Regions from separate parts of the Homo sapiens genome. Here all the other regions are linked to region 3. Evidence: chromatin contacts called from ENCODE Hi-C or POLR2A ChIA-PET data. All regions are on one chromosome and are shown on one strand. The core of a region is the stretch at or near the end of the contact, and the rest is flanking DNA. Distances in the headings are between cores, read along the strand shown. Region 1 has its middle 100 kb from the start of LINC00583. Region 2 overlaps LINC00583 (long intergenic non-protein coding RNA 583). Region 3 holds the start of NFIB (nuclear factor I B). Region 4 overlaps LOC101929507 (a long non-coding RNA gene).

The links. Hi-C counts contacts between places; a loop is a spot of excess contacts on that map. ChIA-PET counts read pairs that join two places held with the same protein, here RNA polymerase II (POLR2A). Pooled maps may share reads with other maps.
Region 1: a loop to region 3 is called in a map of heart left ventricle, with 4 times the contacts of the local background. The contact joins the enhancer-like site here to the promoter of NFIB in region 3. A Hi-C loop is called at or near these places in 37 of 168 maps with a recorded cell type or tissue (A673, IMR-90, PC-3 and 20 more) and 25 of 50 pooled maps. POLR2A ChIA-PET finds 5 or more read pairs at or near these places in 2 of 52 experiments (A673 and OCI-LY7).
Region 2: a loop to region 3 is called in a map of mammary epithelial cell, with 2.6 times the contacts of the local background. The contact joins the enhancer-like site here to the promoter of NFIB in region 3. A Hi-C loop is called at or near these places in 4 of 168 maps with a recorded cell type or tissue (IMR-90, MCF 10A, chondrocyte and 1 more) and 2 of 50 pooled maps. POLR2A ChIA-PET finds 5 or more read pairs at or near these places in 1 of 52 experiments (activated T-cell).
Region 4: a loop to region 3 is called in a map of heart right ventricle, with 4 times the contacts of the local background. The contact joins the enhancer-like site here to the promoter of NFIB in region 3. A Hi-C loop is called at or near these places in 9 of 168 maps with a recorded cell type or tissue (Right ventricle myocardium inferior, aorta, ascending aorta and 4 more) and 11 of 50 pooled maps. POLR2A ChIA-PET finds 5 or more read pairs at or near these places in 1 of 52 experiments (MCF 10A).

What each region holds. Positions count from the first base shown.
Region 1 is chr9:14,025,742-14,031,164 of GRCh38, forward strand. No RefSeq gene overlaps it. Among named protein-coding and RNA genes, the nearest start is that of LINC00583, 100 kb to the left of the region's middle. Within about 2 kb of position 1,595, at least 13 of the 41 ENCODE cell types and tissues checked have a DNase peak (open chromatin) inside an H3K27ac peak, as active enhancers do; they include ascending aorta, endothelial cell of umbilical vein, gastrocnemius medialis and 6 more, where a contact is called at or near this core.
Region 2 is chr9:13,937,450-13,942,526 of GRCh38, forward strand. The region is part of intron 1 of LINC00583 (long intergenic non-protein coding RNA 583); the gene reads left to right. LOC101929507 (a long non-coding RNA gene) reads right to left here. Exons shown (of 8, transcript XR_001746621.2): 5 at 2,954-3,059; 6 at 2,212-2,488. Among named protein-coding and RNA genes, the nearest start is that of LINC00583, 12 kb to the left of the region's middle. RefSeq lists an enhancer at 2,099-2,915. Within about 2 kb of position 1,827, at least 2 of the 41 ENCODE cell types and tissues checked have a DNase peak (open chromatin) inside an H3K27ac peak, as active enhancers do.
Region 3 is chr9:14,312,881-14,317,585 of GRCh38, forward strand. It overlaps NFIB (nuclear factor I B), which reads right to left and starts at 1,261. Exons shown (of 11, transcript NM_001190737.2): 1 at 602-1,261. The coding sequence starts at 631. NFIB-AS1 (NFIB antisense RNA 1) reads left to right here and starts at 4,207. Exons shown (of 2, transcript NR_186536.1): 1 at 4,207-4,465. RefSeq lists a silencer at 670-964.
Region 4 is chr9:13,896,932-13,901,948 of GRCh38, forward strand. All of the region lies in intron 6 of LOC101929507 (a long non-coding RNA gene), which reads right to left. Among named protein-coding and RNA genes, the nearest start is that of LINC00583, 29 kb to the right of the region's middle. Within about 2 kb of position 3,665, at least 5 of the 41 ENCODE cell types and tissues checked have a DNase peak (open chromatin) inside an H3K27ac peak, as active enhancers do; they include heart right ventricle, where a contact is called at or near this core.

The DNA of each region.
Region 1 (5,423 bases), core at 345-2,844, 290 kb before region 3:
AGCATCTAGTACAATTCACGATTGTATATTTTGTGAGTTGTATTTGTAATGTTTGTCTTCCTCAATGGACCCTAACTCCACAGCAGCAGAAGAAGTGTGGGTTCTGCTCACCATTGTGTCCTCAGCATCTACCCTAGCACAAAACTCTTAGGTGATACTTAGTAACTATAGAAGGAAGGAAGGAAAGAAGGAAGGAAGGGAGGAAGGAAGGAAGGAAGGAAGGAAGGAAGGAAGGAAGGAAGGAAGGAAGGAAGGAATTAGACAGAGATTCACTTTTCCACTGTTCCTCCAATGTCTCTGCCCACCCTTTCTTCTTATATTAATTCATAAAGTATCGTAAGGAATCAATTGGGGACTCTCAGAGATAGAGGGATAGATCTCCTTCTATCAATGTTAGGATTGAAGCCTAACACTTGCCCAAATGGGCCACAATCAAGTCACCAAAAGATAGGTCTAGATTTTATGGTGATTTCAGTTATTGTTGTTCATGATTTAGTAATAACTAGGGATATTCAGATTCCAAGTAACATGTGATAATTATAACAGAGATAGACACAAATTACTGTAAGACTACTGTGTCAGGAAGGTACTGATCCTCCTTGGGAGAGTGAGAGACAGTAAGATACACGAGCTGTTTGAAGAAGTTGGCATTTGAACTGTACTTTGAAGGGTGCATGGTAGATTGTATTAGGGTGAATGAAGAGAAAGTCATTGTAGCAGAGAAGACAACATGATAAAGACCCAGAGATATGGAAATACCTGATGATTCAGACAATGGTGAAAGGTTTGGGAAGACAGGAATGGAAGATATAAATTGGAAGTTGTAGGAGACTGAGCTAGGGTGATAAGTTCTCTTCTATATATTCCCCACCAGGACTGAAGCAGAGAAAGAAGAGGGTAGGATTTAGACAAGTTTAGAGAGGAAATGTAATAGAGGAAAATGCATGGGTTTTGAGGGTCCAAAGGACTGGAACTCAAATACTAGTTGTGCCATGGTCTAAGTTTGTCACATTGGATAATTTTATTTAGCTTCTCTGAGCCTCAGTTTCATCTGAAAGAATTCATATAATACCTGCCTCAAATACCTGCAACAGGACCAAAAGCAAACACATATGCAAAATCCTGGCATATAGCTGGATTTCTTTTAAATGTTCATTTTCTTTTACGTGTGAGTTTCATTTCACTTCTTTTCACCCTTCCAGATCTCTCCTCACTTCTGCTCACTTCATCAAGCCCCATTCCACAAGGTGACCAGTGTTGGCTTTAGCTTTGGATGGCTCCTTTTGGCTCACTGCTTGATTCAAGCATCATCCCAGATCTCTGCATAGCTGTATCTTCCTATCCCTCAAGTTGAAGCATTATCGAAAGGTTTTGGTTGGTTATTTGTAATTGCTGGGTGGAATTCCAAGGTTCCTCTCACCTCCTGCCCAGCCCACATCCTCCCTAACCCCCACCACCCCAGTAGATGGGAAAAAGAAGGTGTGAGGCTCCCTGGGAGCTTGGCTATTGTTTGAGGGAACTGGAAGCCACCGTGCTCAGAGTGTCCATCCTCCCTCCTCCCAGCACATGCTGCTTCCTGTCAATCATCCTGGAACACCGAGTGCTGGGCCAGACAATTTTGTCCACAGGATGTTTGTTTGAAGGCGCTGCCTTGCCAAGTCTCAAAGCTCAAGACTTCCGCTGACAATCCAAACACCAAAATGAGAAAAGGGGAAAAACCTCTGGGCAGTTCTTTTAATCCCTAATAAGGCCTATTTATATTCAAAAATAGCAACAGGTTATCTGAACTTGCAGAGGCTGAAGAGGCTAGGAAGCTTGATCTTTAAAATCCTGAGCTCCAGGGAAGTTGAAATACAGGTTTCTAAGAGTGGACACTAAAAGCATGTCCTCAAAGCACCTTTAGCTTATTCCACAGTCAGCTTTCATAAATGATCAACTCCTGTTTTTATGGGCACACCTGACTGCACTGTCCAGAGGGTAAATGCCTTGCTACTAAGCCACAAAGCAAAAGAATTTGCAAGACATATATGGATATAAATTTAAGGTGCTCAACCCAAGCTACAGGATAAATCTAACTGTCTGGGGTCACTGTGTAAATTTCTGCTATCATTTCAGGGTTTGCACACAATCTGAGAAATGTTGGGGTCTCTCACTAATGATTAACCTAAAGCAAGAAAGTTTGGAAAATGACCTTAAAACATGTTATATTTTATTCAGGGAATAGGTAAAAGATTTTTCCTGGATGTAAATAATTAAAAGATTCCCAGTTGACTTTTGGAGACTCAGTAGTTGAGAGCCCTTGACATGTCTATTTCTACAGCCTCTGTAATTACCAAACAGGAATCTTGAGCCTCTGTGTATTTATCAACCATTATTTATAATCTCTATGTCTCCAGGCAAATGACTTAATCTCTCTGAGGTTACTTTTGTCTGTGAAAATGCATCGTTATCCAAACTCTATTGGATTGTAATAATGCTTAAGCGAGATCAAGTGTGAAATGTGCATGGCATGCAAGAGGTGCTCAATAAATGGTAACTTAGAAAATAGAAAACCAGGGAGAATTTGAGAGGCATTCCTAGGACTGACTTTAAAGTGACTTCAACTACCACTTTCACCTTCTCAACAAAGTATTAGGGACACATTAGCAGTAACCCTGATATGTGAAAGCAAGCCACAAAAGCCTCTAGTAGAAGCAGTTTTGAGATAAACATGATCCAAATATGCCTTATTGAGAGCATCCTAATCTCAACAGTCAGTGGTCAAATAAATGACAAGTTTGTGAGCAGAATCAGGAATAAAAAAGCAGTACACTCCAGTATATTCCTGAAACATTAACACACACCTGTCAGGAAATGATACCAAGAAGCAGGACTTTCACAGTCCTTGCGGATGACCTTGCAGAGGACCCCAAGTTACACTGATGTTTAAGTTTAAGGTACCCCAAGTTTTGGAACCATCTGTTCAAGTTCTGGCCAGATTTCCATGCAGTATGCAAATGTCCTAAGAGAAAAATTATTTCCCAGGTTACTACAAAGAGATGTATATTCTGAAATTTTTCCAAAGAAATTTCTGTTATACAGAATATGGGTTTGGGGAAAGGTTATTAAACCAAGCCACTAAACTTCAGCATTAATGGACTACATACAAGGGGAAAAATACATTGTTTTAATAATTAGGAACATATTGATATTAATTTTATTATTTTATATGTGTTGAAATGGCAAAGATGTAAAAAAAACTACCAACTACTAGAATATTGAAGAATTTGAGGATGAAATTCACATACACTCCACATATAGTGGTGGTAGTAACATATAGCAGAGACTTTATAAACCAATACAAAAGTATGTAGCAAGGTTATTAAAACAGATTCATAATTTCTGACCTAGTAATGCCAGTTTTGGAATATCTATCCAAATGAAGTAATAAGGAATATAGTCAAATATACATATTCACAGTTATCACATTATTTATAACAATATTTCCATTAAAAATAGAAATACCCTAAATATCTTATAAGAAAACAGGCACATGGTACTATTATTATAAATTATGGAGCCATTACAAACCATGTTTTCAGCCGGGCGTGGTGGCTCACGCCTGTAATCCCAACACTTTGGGAGGCCGAGGAGGGTGGATCACGAGGTCAGGAGTTCAAGACCAGCCTGGCCAACATAGTGAAATCCCATCTCTACTAAAAGTACAAAAATTAGCTGGGCGCGGTGGCAGGTGCCTGTAATCCCAGCTACACGGGAGGCTGAGGCAGAAGAATTGCTTGAACCCGGGAGGTGGAGGCTGCAGTGATCCCAGATTGCACAACTGTACTCCAGCCTGGGCGACAGAGCAAGACTCTATCTCATTAAAAAAAAAAAAAATGTGGTGACACTGAACAAAATAAGGATATAAAACAATTTGGAAAACCAAACGGGGTTATTGTACATTGTCTTCCATGTACTCTCCTGCACTTACCAAATTTTCTTCAGTGAACATAGACTTATTTTATATTTAGAAAAAAGCAATAAACATTTACACCAAAAAAAACCTCTCAGCATTCACAGACAATCAAAACAACCTGTAGAAATGCCACTAACAGTATCTTTGAAAGCCAAACCATCACACTATTCTTTGTATTGCAGTTACCCAGAATGCCACAGAGATTTTCATATGAAGGAGACTGGTTGCTTTCTTTTTTTTTTCTTTTCCTTTTCAGGTCCATATTGCTTGATCTGAGCATACTGCAAAGTGTCCTAAAAGCCATATGGGAGATAGACTTCTTCGCAGCTGCAAAGGAAACATTTGCAGAACAGAAAACACCAGAAATCACAATACATTCTTAGTCATAGTAAAATGGAACGCACGCGAAATATTGAAAACATGGAGTGGAGATTTCATTTTTAAATATTTTAATTACCAGAACAGAGCTGTTTGATTCTATTTCAGAGCTCGGTAGATGAGCAGCAGCGGGGGGGGGGGGGTGGCGGCGGCGGGGCCAGGGAGGGGAAATGGAGGAAAAAGAACAACAGCCACTCGGAGTGAAAACAATCATCAGTTAACAAATGGCAAAGAGAAATTAAGTCTTTCTAGCTGAACCGTGTTTTGTTTCTTACAGAAGTTTTACTGCTGTAAAATGTGGCACGTTTTGTACTGTATGTTCTCTCGGAAAAGCCAAACAGAAACCAGTCATCATGGTTTCCAGAGAGCAAGGCCTCCCCTTTCTCATGTTTCAACTACGCAGTCTCCACTTGGGCTGGGGACCGTATCATATATCATAAATCACTCTCTGATAGATATTTGGCAAGCAGTCAGCACCCCAGGCTATGCAACAAACTATAGTATGGAAAATTTTTAAGGTGGAATCTTGATTTTGTAACTTAAGGACTTAACAGCATCTCAAAACATTTTACTACTTCCTGGTACACACACACAAAAAGCCAAGAAAGCAGAATTCTCCATATGGTTTTCGGTTTTATAGGATATATACACAATAAGCCATACAACTGTAAACCTGGAGGCGTTCTCTTGCTGTTGTTACTTCAACTCCAGTGAAAATGAAAACAAAATTAGAGAGTTTTATCTCAACCTAGCCCATGAAAGAGTCAAGTCACCAGGAACTTCTAGAATCTGCTTTTTAACTATCCATCCCCCTACAGTTAACTGTTCCACACCTTCTTAGAAACTAGAGGAGGCAGCAGGACTAGGGGGTTGGGGACAGATTTTATTGTAAGATAATAACATGCTGTCAAAAGTACTGTCAGGGATTTCAACAGGAAGGCTTATACGTTGACAAGAGTCATAGAAACCCCAGTAGAGTCTTCCTCCTGATTTCAGGCCCAAATCCGAGTGTTTGAGAGTCCCTGAGCATGCACTCCCACCTTCTCAGATGTTGCAAACTCTTACTCACATGTTCTTCTTCAGGAGCCTC
Region 2 (5,077 bases), core at 577-3,076, 370 kb before region 3:
CCCTAAAATTGATAAGTGATATTGAACAACACTGTGGACGAACTTGTACACCTGTTTGCAGAAGATGCAAGAACAATTTAGTTTACACTCAGCAGAAGCTCAGAAAATTAAATTCCATTATAATTTTATGATAGCATTTTTATGTCCGGAGTTCTGTCCCAGAGCACTACCCAGAGAAGTGCATGGCCACTATAAATAAGAAGACCTTTATTAGTATAGTTTGCAACATTTTTGAAAAGCTGAAAAATTATGAATCCTCTTTACCAAAAACAAGGATCTACGGGTTAAAACACAAACATACATAGCCACACCTCCAGATTCAATTTTGCATTTAATTGCAGTGAGTTGATAAACCTGAGGCCAATTTATGGACTCAAAGGACCCCAAATTAAGAATTTCTGATCTAGAAGAATACACGTTTACAACGTTAAAGTTTAATAGGCAAATGAGTCATTAAGTTGACTCAAAAACAGTGGAGTTTTTTAAATGTAGATTCTGATTTAGTAAGTCTGAGTTGGGGCCTGCGATTTGGCATTTCTGAGAAGCTCTCAGATTATGTCACTGCTGCCAGTCCATAGATCATATATTGAGTAGCAAGGCCTGAGATAATCTCTCAAATGTCAGTGATCTCAGTTCGGCTTTTGATAAGACTGGGGAGTCAAGGATTTGAAATTGAGTTTCCTGGTCAGTACCTATAATCCAAATTTTTAGAAGCATTCGTTAAGAAGTAATTCATTTGCTGTAGACATTAAGGTTGCTAGAAACACTGAAAACATGACATGATTTCTCACTCTGTCCAAATGCCTCAGCACTTGTGCACAGAAGTGGCCTTCAGGAGAATCTGCATACAAGGCTAACATTGTCTACATGAAGAATTTGGATTTGCTCAAATACTTGAGTACTTGGTAAAGGCACGAGTGTTTTCTGCCATAAGATAGGGTATTCTTTGGCAGCTGTAACCAAAGGTTTTGGTATTAATCCAAAAAAATTAATATATTAAATCATTGATAGACACCAAATCAATAAAGTAAATTGAAAACTAAAATTGCTTTAGTTGTAGGTGGTGGGACGTGGAAAGGGAAAGCCAGAGATTTCTGGAAACTCCCCAGCTATATTTGTACCTTGAGGGTGCCTCTTGAAAATCTTAAGTAAGCTCATTGGAAACATGTCTTGAAAAACACTGCAGAATGACCTGAAATGAATGGTTTGGATCTATGTTACTAACAGGTCACCTCAAGAGTGTGAGTATCCATTTCTGAAGGTTTGCCCAATATATTCACTTCAGGGATTGAAGAGTTAAAGAAATCTGGATTTGAACCATCCTTTTCACACTCAGATCTGCTACTCTAAAAGTCTATGAGTCCATTCTTTTCTAACTTAATTAGGACCTGGAATTTAAGTGCAGTGTCAAGCATTTTGATATTTGTCCATCCTTCCCTCTCCCAGGGTGAAGAGGCTTTTTTTTTCATGGCCAGAAGTCACTGGTAATGAGTTAGATAATTATATTCTATTGTTGAGAACCTAGACCTGCTCATTCTTTTCCTCACTTTCAATTGTGTGTGTGTGTGTGTGTGTGTGTGTGTGTGTGTGTGTGTGTGTGACAATATTAACTTCACTTAACTGCTGGAAATTGCAGGGAGCAGACAACTGCAGCTGAAAGAGGTGAAACAAAGAAAAGAAGGAAAAAAAGAGGAGGGAAAAGCTTTGCTGCAGAGTTTTTTTCTTAAGGGAGGAAGAAAAAGATTTTGTATTTCATAACACAGAGCATTAAAATGATGTAGCCCCACACAATGAAAACCTTGTGTTTTATTAAAGTGAAAAGCCTTGCTCAAGGCCTCCATTACTCATTTCCGGATGGAATGGCAAAACTTCAAGTTTGAAAAGACTCAAGTAGCTACAATCAAACTTTCCCTGGTAGCAGCTGATAACACAGCACTTTCCAGAAATCCATTTTGTAGATTCTGCAGATCAGCTATTTTCAGGACTCTCAGAGGCTGAACTCTGCACAAAAGGGGTAGCAGCACAGAAAGCCTGGAGATACTTAGTGCTGTAAGAATGTTTTCCACTACTTTAGGGTGGAAACTGATGGGAAATTCAATGGGTGGGTAAAAAGGTCACTACCATAATGCGAAGACCAATGTTTCAGTATCTCCATCCCACAACTCAAAAGGACCAAGGCAAAAGTACCCAAAACCCTGTTACCCCACTCACCTTCCCCTTCAACCAGAAGGACGGGGTTCAGAGACTCAGGGGTAGACGTCAGGTAGCAAACAGCAAATCTCCTGCCAGTTCCTCATTTATGCTGGAGAACAGGCACCTGGTCTTCATTAACATTGCTGCGGTAGTTAATGCGTTGCAGGTGTGAAAGTGTGTGGCTGAAATCTGACAAAACACCTGTCTTTTGTGGCACCATTAGATCTGCCTAGTGTGGGACACGACCCCCTCGGGTGTGCTTTCTCCTGCCTTGAAAGCCACAGTAAGCATTGTCCTGTAATTACAAAATCAGAGTCATCATTGCTGGGAAGAATTCCTTAACAAATTATACCTAATTAGTCTGAAATTACCTTTAATTCATGGTGAAACCATAGGCTTAACTGTGTTCTATAACACCTTCCTTTTTATCTTTATGCAAATATGATTATACACTATCAAACTGGCACCACCAGGCATAAAAAACAGCTGCAGCTAGTTCTTTGGTTACTAAATGGGAACTGGACGCATGCCATTGATTATGTTTTCTGAAATGCTGCATCAAAAAAAATAATAATAATATCAGCCAGTTCCTTCTCTGTGAATTCTAGTTTTCTTCCCCACCCACAGAATCCTACTTGAAAGCTGTGAGATTGATCTCCCTTGCCCAACCCCCTACCTCCTCACCACATTTTCTGCAGAGACGTGTGTACATCTTGCTGCCGCCCAATCTTTTAGAATGTCATTAAGTGTCAAAACATACCTCATTTTATTTCTGATCACAGCTTCTTATGATATGGCTTATTTGGCTCTCATTCTCATCTCAAATCTTCACAAAACTTTTGATTCAATGCAATTTGATTCATGTACTGTGGATTAAAAAGTTACTCATGTAGCAGGCATTGATCTACGAGATTTACATATACTCTGTTATCTAATCCTGGCTGCAGTCCTATCCACTATGTACTACTATTATTATCCCCTTTTTGCAGATAAGGAAACCAAGGCATAGAGATGTTATATATCTTACATGAGGTCAGGAAGCTAGAAGAGACAGAGCCAACAATCTTGCTCAAGCCATCTGTTTCTAGCATGCTCTTATCCCTTCTAATAGGCATTCCCAATGATGTCCAAGGTCTTTCTAATTGACACTGATTACTTTCAATTCTCCTATCACACTTCTGAGCACAACATTGTAGGAAAATTTTTCCAGTTAGTTGGCATATAAAGGTGAAAAGTTTCATTGTCATCAGAGAAAGAAATCATAGCTGACTCCTCCGTTGAATCCATACAATTTGTGTAGCAATTATATTTCCTCCTCTACTCCAATGAAGGCATTTTTAGAACCAAAGTCATATTTTCTGTTTCTTTAAAAACAAAAACAAGCTGAGTGTATCATAGGTATTTTAAAATATGCATGTCTTCTAACTGGATCATACTTAGGTAACTTTTGCTCTGATACGAAAAATGTTTGAGATGCTTTCTCAAATTAAACCAGAGTTTAATTCTTCAGAAAGCAATTAAAAATATTAAATGCTTTTAGATTTTAAGGTCTGTTGCTTCTTTCTGCATCTTCTAGAGAAGTTCCTTGAAAAATTAGCATCGGCTTTACAACAGTCATTCCCATCCTACAAAGAATGACAGACCATATTATTCCTAAGTACGATCCAGTCCCAGGTTCTCTGAAGATTGTTCACTTTGAAAATGAACCCCAGACCACATCTAGGTTACTTTCCAGATAGGATTTTGCAAGTATATAAGAGATTAATTTTCTTGAACAATTTCAGGCTTGGTATGCAAAGTCAAACATGTAATCAGGTGCAGACGTTGTACCAGACACCTCAGTAGGATGTCTTGAAGTTCCCCTGGAATGTAGTGGTGAACTGGTTAAAAAAATAATTATAAGACTAGCGGTAAGGTTTTGGCTGAATACTACTTTTGTCCAGTATCAATCAATTAAAATGAAAGAATTTTTATGGTTGTTCAAACAAATATCCGGGTCCATCTGTGGCTATTTTATTTATGGCATTGCTGTTTTTCACCAACAACAAGTTGGCTAAAAATCAGGTTTTAAAATCTTAATTAGAATCAAAACATGATCTTCTCATTTAACGCCTCCGTTCAAGTTCATGTTACTGCTGTGTAGAAAACGGAGTCTGCTTTCTGGAGGCAGATCCTGACTCCTGCACCATGGTAATCTACACAGCCGGCCCACAGCTGAGGGATGAGCTGTATTTCTTTAAGTATTTTTATTAGGCTGATTCCCACAAGTTTAAGAACACTGTAATCGGAGACACTGCAAGGCCACATTAAAATAAGAGGAGGAAACTGAACTCTCATTCAACCCGTTTCCATGAAGTTTAGAATTTTCAACTCATTTCAAAGCAGAGGATGTTCCTTTTCACATCCTTCATGTTTTGTAAACACTGCAAGTGCTACTGGCTTCGTTTTCATTAGTAGGAGCCACCAGCTTATGTTTATTATTTTTAATTATTAGACCTTCTGCAAAGAGAACACTACTGCTGACAATTTATATTAGTGATGATGCATCCTGATTGGTCAGAGGTGTTATTCCCTCCTTCTTTCCTCACTAGTAATGTTTGTGATTATTTATAACCTCCACATTTTGGTGTGTCGTGTTTTTCCCCCAAACAATTTTCTGTGACACCAGTTAACAATGCGTAATTACGATAACCAAGGCTGGGTCTATCTGATGCCGAAGCATCCGGTTGGAAGGCGAAATTTAGTCAAACATCTGAATGTTTGAGCTGCATAGGGCCAAACATCTGGATGTTCCCAAATATTTTCTCAAATATTTGGAAACATCCACAGATTTCTCCTTGTGTAGACAAAACATCCAGATGATTAACTGAATGCTTCTCTTTTC
Region 3 (4,705 bases), core at 11-2,510:
GAAACCCCAAAGTGCAGCAGGTCACTATGGACCAGGGTTTCAGATCCCCAAATAAAGCAAAGGAATGGGTCCCCGGACCACAACCTCCGACTCGATTCGTCGCCCGCCCACCGCCTGCAGCGCAGTCCAGCGGCGCCCACACAGACTCGTGCTACAGTCCCCTCGCCCAAGTTCACTGGCTGTTTTTAAAAGCTTAGTCCCCCGTAAAGTCCTCCAAAGCCCGAGTCCACCTCAACGCGCGAGCTGCTGAGAGGGGCTACGGGCACCCCGGGCGGGGATGCCGCACCACAACGGGCACTTGAGGGGCCGCACGGGGCCTCGCACTTACAGGTCCCGGCCCTGCCCACCCCCCGGCGGCCTTGCCCGGCCCAGCGCCCGCGCTCCGTGCCCAGGGCGCGGGGCTGGGCGCTCGCAGTGGCCGTGGCGAGGGGCCGCTCCCGGCTCCCACGCCGCCCCGCGACGCCCGCTGCAACTCCGGGCCACTTCTCCAAGGGACGGGGATGTGCGGAGGTTAACTCAAGCCGCTAATTGTCCGCAACAAAACAAAACAAAGGCATTTCGGGCCAGAGAGAAAGCTCGAGAAAGCGACCGAGACATGTACCTGAGTGAGACAGATGGGAGAATACATCATGACTTCGCCTTAAAACGCACTTTCCGGGAGATGCCCAAGAAAATCTTCGAGAAGCAAGAATTTCATCTATTCATTTTACAGTCATCTGAGCCCCGCGATGCGATCAATCAGGACGGGGCTCTGCGCTGGATCACCGCAACTTCACAACAAACCCAGTCCTCCTTAAATAGCCAAAGATTCAAGTTCACTCGGCGTGCTAGATTTCCAGGGGTGAAATCCAATCTACACTTTTAACCCTCTTGCAGTCCGAGCGCGCTGGCCGTGCTTGCCGAGGCCGCCGCCGCCGCCGGTGTTGGCTGCTTTTCGCCTGGGTTTGGGGATTTGTTTTCTATTTTGCAGTTGTTGTTGTTGTTGGGGTGTAGGGGGTGCGCGAAGGTTCGGTGTGGGTTGGATTGGGGTGGTGGTTGGTGGTAAAATGCTTTTTCAAAAAAGGCGGGGAGGGGGGCGCGGGAGGGCGCAGGAGGGCGAGCGGGCGGGCGGGAGGGAGAGCGGGGAGAATGTGTCACCGCGCTGGGAAAGTTCAAGGTTACAGCCCCAAGCACTGCGGCAGGATCCCGGAGTGGTGATCGCAGGCGAAACTTTGCCGCGAGCCGACCATGTGTGTGCGCGAGGGGCAGCGTGAGCGAGTGCGCGCGGGTGGCGGGGCGCGCGCGGGAGAGGGCCGGGGTGGGGGCGGGGTGGGATGGGGGAGAAGGGAGAGGCCGGGGTGAGGGAGGGGGCGCGAGCGCTGATCTCTGGGGCGGAAGAGGCTCGCGGCGCGTGGTCCCCGGCAGCAGCAGCCGCCGCCGCCCGCGCCGGGTCTTCGGCGCCCGGCCGCCCGCCCGCCCGCCTCGCCCCGCGTCTGACCCGGCCGAGCGTGGAGGCTGCTGTTGCCGCCGCTGCCCAGAGCCCAGGGGTATCAAAACGATCTCCTGAAAAATTCCAAACGATAAATCCCGCTCTCCCGCTCGGCTCCAAACTCCTCTCTTTTCTGCTCTAGGCTCTTTTTTTTCCCTCCCTCTCTTGCTTTCTTTCGTTGCAAAACTTGGAAGTTGAAAAATTCACCGGTTCCACCCTCTGGACCCCGCTCGAGCTCTCTCCAAATCAGACTTAAGGATTGTTTTATTATTTAATTACACAATCATCGCTTTACTCCTCCTCCTGCAAACGCGCATTCCTTTTGCACCAGCCTCTCCACACCCCCCGCCCCCCCACCTTCCTCCTCCTCCTCCTTCTCCTTCTCTCCCCCCACCTCTCCCTCATTTGTTAAAGGTATCCTACCGGTGCTACAGAACCATGACTTTTTTTTTTTTTCCAAAATAGCTCTTCTTTCCGCTGCCCTCCCCACACCAGCACACACATACACACCCCCGAAAACCCGCCCTGGAAGAGGTATTTCGGTGCTCGCTGCGGACTCTTTTAAGCCGCGGGAACATCCGAGTGGGAGAAGCACCGAAACCGTCTGAGCCCGAGAAAGGAACGAGTGGAAAATTCCCTCACACCCAGGCCGCCCCCAGGCCGGGGCTGGGGCGCGGACACTCGCACCCGGGGCGGGCTCAGTCCGCGGAGCCTGCGGCTGCCGGGAAAAGGGGGAGGCCGAGCAGGCGGGGACCTGAGCGAACTTGGGCTCAAGTAGTTGGGGCGCGCCGGCGTGGACCAGGGGGGTGCGGCGCCCAGCCCCCGACGGCCCCGCCCGGAGCCCGGGTTCGCGGATAGGGAGGGGGTGCGGGTTCGTCCCGGGTCTGCCCACCAGGGGCCCGCACCCGAGGCAGTCGCGGCGCGCGGCGCTTCGCCGCGGTTTGCCGCCCTCCCCGGGGGTGCCCCGTGCACGTGGCCTCGCTCTGAGCGGGAGGACCGGGCCGAGCCGCCGCCGCCGCCTCTTGCTCCCTCCACCTCCTCCCCGCGCCCGGCTTCGCTCTCCTCCTCCTCCTCCTGCAGCCCCGCTGGCTGGCTCCCAATCCCCACCCCCCGGGGCCCGGGGCGCCGGCGGAAAGCGTCTCCCTACCCGCCCGGGTGCAGGCGGGGCGGGGCCGCGGCGCGCCCGGGGCTGCGGGGCGGGCCGGCGGGCGCGCGCGCGCCGCTGCAGCCCTCCAGAGGCTGCGGGCCCTGAGCCGCTCGGCGCCCGCGCCGGCTCCCCACCGCGGCGCTGCCCCGCCCCCACCCCGTCGCCCGTGCAGGCTCCGAGTGAATGAACTTGATTCCAGGGATTTTGAAGAAGGCGGTTCGCCTTGCACCCTTTCTGCACCCCCCGCCCACATACACACACCGCCCCCCAAATCCAGTTTTCTGCTTGGGGTGGATGGGGACGAGGGGGAAGCAAAGGCCTCCCAGACAATGGAGGGAGGAAAAGTGAGCGCCTGGGGCTCCGAGTCTACCTAGCTGGGGGATCCGGGGGGCGCTGGGGCTACCGGGTCCTCGCGGGCCCATCCCCAGGGCGGGGCCGCCCCGCTTCCACGGGTACTGCTGGGGCGTTTCGAGGCTCGCCCCCGATTCCCCGGTCCTCTTTCCACCGCTTCCCAGCTCGTGATCTGTCCCCTCAACTTTAGCCCCTCTCACTCCCTCTGGTTTCTGTCCACCGTCCCCTCTTCCCTCCCCCAGCGGACCTGGAGGAACCAGTGACTTTTTCCTTCACCAAGTGGGAGTTATCCACATCAAGCATTTCACAACGACACATCAAGAAAAGTAGGCAGGTTCAAGTCAACCATGAAATGGTCACTTTTTAACCCCGTCCTGTCCTCATTAGGGAAATGCTCAAACACAGTCCGTTTTCAAAGAGCGCTCTTAATGAGGCGAGCTTGCCAAGTTTACCAGCTGCAGCCCCCGTAAACCCAGAGCCCAAAGAAGAAAGGCGCTGGGGGGTGGGGAGTTCGGGAGGCCGGGGACGGGGGCTGCTGGGACTAGGAAGACAGGTAAAGTCGGGGAGATCGCGCGGACCCCTGCGAGTTAACCCTTTCGGCCACACGCCCTGGGAGCGGCCTCCCTGCGGTCCCCGCCCCTGCCCCGGCAAATCCTGGAGTCAGCGTTCTGACAACGTTAATTTCCTTTGTGCGGGTCATTTCTTCTTTTTGAAAAGCTGGGATAAAGTTGGCAGTCTTTATGGATGAAAGAAATGAGGTGACAGGGTTAATCCAAGTAAATACTCATTTCTCTCAGAAATTTTAGGCAACCTCATCTTAGATTAAACACACACAGACACACACACACAGAGAAACCACCAGCACGAAAGCATCACTTTGTATTGCACATTACACTGCATCCCCTTTCTCACCCTCACCAGATTCTGAGGGGAGGGGGTGGGGAAGCTCTACTGATAATACCAGCTTTAACTACTGCAGTTTCCCTTTGAACAAATATTCAATTTAACTGGAGTTAATTTACCATAAAAGACATTCCCCTTGGCAGGAATGCACTAATATCCTTGAACACACCTCTTTGAATGCCTGGACTCTCATAGAAGCCATTATTTCGGGGTCTCTTTAAAAATCGAGCGCCCATCTCTCCTTCTCTCCCTCCCTCCCTTCTTCCCTCCCTCCTCACCACACCACCCCCAGTGAAATCCTGGCACCCAGAGAGCACTCCTTTCAGCCTGAGAGCCCAGAACCAGCCGTTGTCCCCTGGCAAAAAGAGGCCCAGGGCTGAGCCCTGGGCAAGTGTCTCCCGACATCGCTACCCCTCCTCCCTTTATTAGTTTCCCTTTCCCAACAGAAACCATTTCCTTCTGCCACCAAAACTAGGTTGCATCCAAAAGTTTTTCACAAGCTTAAAAAAGAAAAACGAAAAATTGACAAGTATTACACAGAAGAGCCCACAAAAGCTTCAGCAACACCAAGGGCGAAGAAGCAGCGTCAGATCCAGGTAAGACCCCAGAGAAGTGAAGACGTCTGGGGCCTCCCAGGCCCATCACTTAGGGGTTCAAATCTCTTTCAATTGCCCCACGTTTGAGGGTGCTTATGGCTGGTTGCACTTTGATGACCATAGAGGATGCTTGATAGTTTTTGGTTTTGATTTGTTTCCCAGAAAAAGGAAAATGAGATAGGAGTATGGTGAGGCGAGGAAAACCAAAAAGGAATGAAGAGTGAGCAACAGAGACTTCCT
Region 4 (5,017 bases), core at 2,415-4,914, 410 kb before region 3:
TTAATCATATCATACGTACATTGACCTAGACAAATTACATGCAGTTGATGACAAAATTAGCCTATAGAAGACCTTGAAAAAGTGGATGTAAATAACCGAGGAGCTTGACATGACTAGAGAAAAGCGTGTCCAAGTGTGAAAACGGGCTATGTCCTAAGTACACTAAGGTCTGGGCAGAGCAGAAGTCCTTGGGCAGATCTTTCAGCCTTTGGAATCTCATTCTTAAAACATGACATTTCTGAAATCCCTGAGTTCATGGAACCATTGCCTTTCAACACATATTTTTAAAATCTCTAGAACCATCAAATAACTTCTAGTGATTTCTGTGAGGTCATGTTAAGGTTAGCATAGAAAAAGGACCACCCACATAGCCAAACCGGCATGTCTCTTTTCAATTTTCATTGTCAAAAGGACAAAGGAACTGTTTTAATGAAGTGTTTTTCAGTTGTCTTTTGTTTCACATTTTACACAGGAAAAAGGAAAATGTTTCTTCAGTTCAGGGCATCTGAATCATATTTCCAAGGGGACAGGCATTTTCAGGACAGTAAGTACTAAATTATAAATAACTTTCAATAAATTAAACTGTAGTCTGGCTTTTTTTTTCTTCCTTGGAAACATTTAGCCTTCAGAAGACTTAATTGTTCTTCAAGATAAAATGACAGTTGCTTCTAAAGTATATAAGGCAACTGGGCATATGTCAGTTATAAAGCAGTGACGAGATAATGTGGCACAACATACTTCAGCGAGAAACTCCACTGAACCAATGAATGCAAATGTATTCTAGCTTTCTGACTCGTGTCAACTGATCCAACTTGCAAAACTGGATAAGCTCTCTATTAGTGGTTTGAAGACCATAACAATCTTTGTTATAATTCAATGCCATCTTCTCACATGTACAGTGAAAGGAACAAATAAGGCAGTTATCCTGATGATCAGGGGCCAGAAAATAAACTGTATCTCAATTGTGTAGATATTTTCGGTGAACATGTTTAGGCTTTGTATTCATTAGTTAAATTTTTTCTATTTACTTTTCATCACAGATATGGTCCAGAGTTCCACAGAAAGAAGTAAAATGAATGCAACAGTCTGTACTTTCATAGTTATACAGAGTCTAATGAATGGAGTTAGATGATATTTATAAAAAAACAAAACTCTGATTTGCCCATCTTTCTCAATTCTACAGGAAAGTGATTTTAAGAGACAGTTTTCTCAAGAGTTGATGATTTCCCATATAATCCTGCATTCGAAAAAAATAATAGGACCAAAGAGGGCAGTAATTGAGACAAAGAATTAAATCACTTATCTGAAGATTTCTGGAATCAAAGAGGGAAATATTTTTGGACTAGGGCCTTTCTCTTACTCTTAAAATCCTCTCAAATAGCGGCCCCTCCATAAAATTGGTCATGATTAGATGCTTCTAGGAGTAGAGAAGAGAAGAGAAAAACGAATTTGTTCTCCTCTTCTACAACACAACCAAAACTTACCTCTGTGTTATTATTTCATAATATGCTCCCAATCAGTTTTTCCCAACTCTGTCATAATTCCCCTTTCATGCCTATAACTCAACTCAACTTATTATAATAAGAGAGGAATCTTTATATATATATATATACTCAAATTTAAAAATGCTTTTAGATATAGGCTTAGCTGCTTACTTACAAAAAAGAGTAGGAAGCATGAAGTAGCAGCATACAAAATCAAAGAGGTGGTCAACTGGGAAACACACACCAAAATAGAAGAAATATAGCAAAGCCAGCCGCTCCAGCATTTCAGCAAGACCCCACTCCCTGTATCCTGGGTTATAACTCTTCCTGAGTATTGCTGGCCTTTCTTATAAGGGTGATTGGAACAAGGAACCTAGCTGTATTCATCTTCTTACCTCTACAGCAGCATTTAAGTTCCAAGACTAGAAACTTAATATTTGATGAATGAATGAACAAAGGAGTGAATAGAATGGCAAATAACATGAAAGAAGATAGCAGGAGAGTTAGAACAGGAGAGGACAAGACGACGACAAAAGTTTCCGTTGTTTCCACCAAGAGCAACACAACTTTGCCTGAGAGCCTGAGCAAGTTTTCTTCACACCTGGCCATCATACAGTGTTTTTACAGACAAAAGATCAGCACTGCTTCCCTCTGTTTTCTTCCCCTGCTTCCCTCCCTTTCTTTTCAAACTAGGAAAGTTTGTATAAGTATGTTACTGCACAGACCACTGGGCAAATGGCCAACTGTCCTCTGGGGAAAAGCCAAACCTGATTCTCATTTTAAAGCGATACTGACTTTTATGGCCCGAGATTACTGTAATCAGAGAATATACATTGAGCTTGAACTCTCTCAGACATGTCCAAATCTTTACACTATAGAAGGTAGATCTTTCCAGTCTGAAATTTTTAAGTCAATATAATCATATGAACCCTGTTGTCAATATATGAAAAATAAAGAGATGTTCACCACGGGACCTTCATCTGCAAAGTCTTCTCTGACTTCCCTCAACTAGATTATAATCCTTCCTTCTTCTTAAGTCCAGTAGCACTTTAACTACATTCTCTTATAGCTTGCCACTTTCTACTTGGTGTTGTTATGCGGATGCATGTCTAATCAACTCAACTAGAGTCATGCTACTTGAGGGCAATAGCCCCTGCAAAAGCTTGAGAGTGCTTTATTCTTGTCTATAGAAGGCCCTCATAATTTTTGTTTATTTATATATAAGTAAATCTATTCTGATTGTAGTTCAGTTAAACCATTGATCAAAAGAACCCCTACCAATATCTTATATCCTAACATGTTTTGAGTTAACCATAATAGTTAACTCTCCTCGAGGGCTCATTTTATGCCCAGTGATACACTAAGTGCTTCTTTATTTCCATTTTTCCATGTTAACCCTCACTGGAACTCTCTTAGGTAGTCTTATCCCCTTTACAATTGAGGCAGCTGAAGTTTAAAGAATGAATTAACTTGCCCAAGCTCACCCTACTAGGGAATTGGCAAAACTGGGATTGAACCCAGGACGTTTGTTTCCAAATTCCACATTCACGGCTATTGTATAATCCTACTTCCTCGTCAGCTGAGTAAGGCCTTCCGGTCCTTATTCCAAAAATCATTTCTTAGAAGAAAACTAGGCTCAACAGGCAGCCAGATGCAGCTGTCAGAAAAAGCAAGATACTTCCTCACAAAAAGAAACACATTCTTCCAGGGCTTTAAATGCTGCCTCGCACCAGAAGTCCCAGTACCCTTGAAGGGAGGGTGACAGTAAGTCAGGCTTAAACCCAGGGTGACCTGGAAGCCCAGATAAACTGCAAGCTCCTGTGATACCCGAAAGGCTATTGTGTTGGCAATTTATCATCTAGGAAGCCGAGTTTTTGTTTTTGCACAGGAAATGCACTTCAAAGCTCCTGCTCTAACTGAAATACATCTTTCATAACTTAATTTACCCAGATTTATTTTTCATGAGCCATGTACTTTTTTTCAGAGAGATTTTTTTTTAACATTTCCTTATATGTAATTTTCTTAAATATTCAAGGCCTTGAGCTATTGTGTAGAAAAAAATTATGCTTAAGAGAGGTTAGAGTCTACATTTAGGCTCACAGTTAACATCGAAACACAACAGGTATGAATTATTACCCAATCTTTCAGGCTCTAACGTGTCTTCTTGCTTAATTGGAGCAATAAGTCCTAGGATTCACTGGGGATTTTTTCCTGATTGACGTCACCCGTCATTCTTGAAGCAAGATACTTACAAAGAGATCCTCAAAACAATGGAATATTTATTCATGTGCACTAACATATCCCCAGGTGTCAGGAAATCTGCAGCCCTGGGAATGAATCTTCTTTGTCCCAAAAAATGCCCTGTGGGCTGTGTTACTTTCTTGCTTTTTATTCAAAGCTTCGAATGAATGAAATGTTGGTGAAATTTTGAGGAGGTTCAGATTTGTTTTGGTACAGTGGGATGTGGCTTTTTTTTTTTTCTTTTTGCCTTTGCTCTCTCTTCCAGGGAATACCTGAGACTCTCTGGCCTTATCAGTGTCAAAAATTACTTTCTTAAAAAATCTTTTTTGGACTCAAGCCAGAGTTGCCTTTTAAGCATTTGAGGGGTGAGAGGTTTTGTTCCCTGTTAAAGGCCTTTTGAGCACTGCTGAGCACGTGGAGTAAGACTTTGGGGTTTGGGATTCCTTGGTAGAATCTCCAAAAGAACATTACCCAGGAAGCAACACAGTCACCCTGGGCATGAGACAAGAACAGGAACAGCACAGACATCATCAAAAAAAATTCTTTTTGCATAATAAATTGAATAATAAGATAATTTTGAATATTTACTATGTGTCAGTCACTGTTCCAGGGCCTTAGTTGTGTTACCATGTTCAATCCCAGTAATAACGCTCTGAGAGGAGGACTCTTCTTACTCTCATTTTACAGATGATTTAAGTAATCACCCAAGGTTACACAAGTAGCAACTGCTGGAGCGAGGATTACAAAACAAAAGTAGAGGAGATGCCATGTTAGAAGTATTATCTGTTTGATCCCTTTCATTCACTGTTAAATTGACTCACGGAAGGAGGAAGGAAATACATGAAGTGTAACATGAAGCTTTCTCAGTTACTTATCCACCATTTTGTCTTCTCTTTAAAATGTAAAAATAGACTCTCTTGCCTGCTCCCTCACCAAGCCCCACTTAAGTCTAGAATGTCTTGGGTAAGTTTTATTGAGGTGATTTACATTTTGTTTTTAGGAAGACCAGAAATTGTCCACTGCCAAGACATAATGAGAGGTTGTATTTGCCTAGAATCTTCCTTGATGAGGTGCAAAGGTAATTGTCAGATAGCACTAACTGGCTCTTTGATATCAGTTTAGGAAGTGCTGCACAATGTTGTTCCATTCCTTTTGCTGTGGAGGATGATGAAAAGTTGAGATCTAGAAGGGTACTTTTTGGAAGATTGGCCAACTACTTGCTCACTTTTTTCAAAAACAAATAATCCATTAGCAAGCACAGTAGTCCCCCTTATCCACGATTTCAACTACCT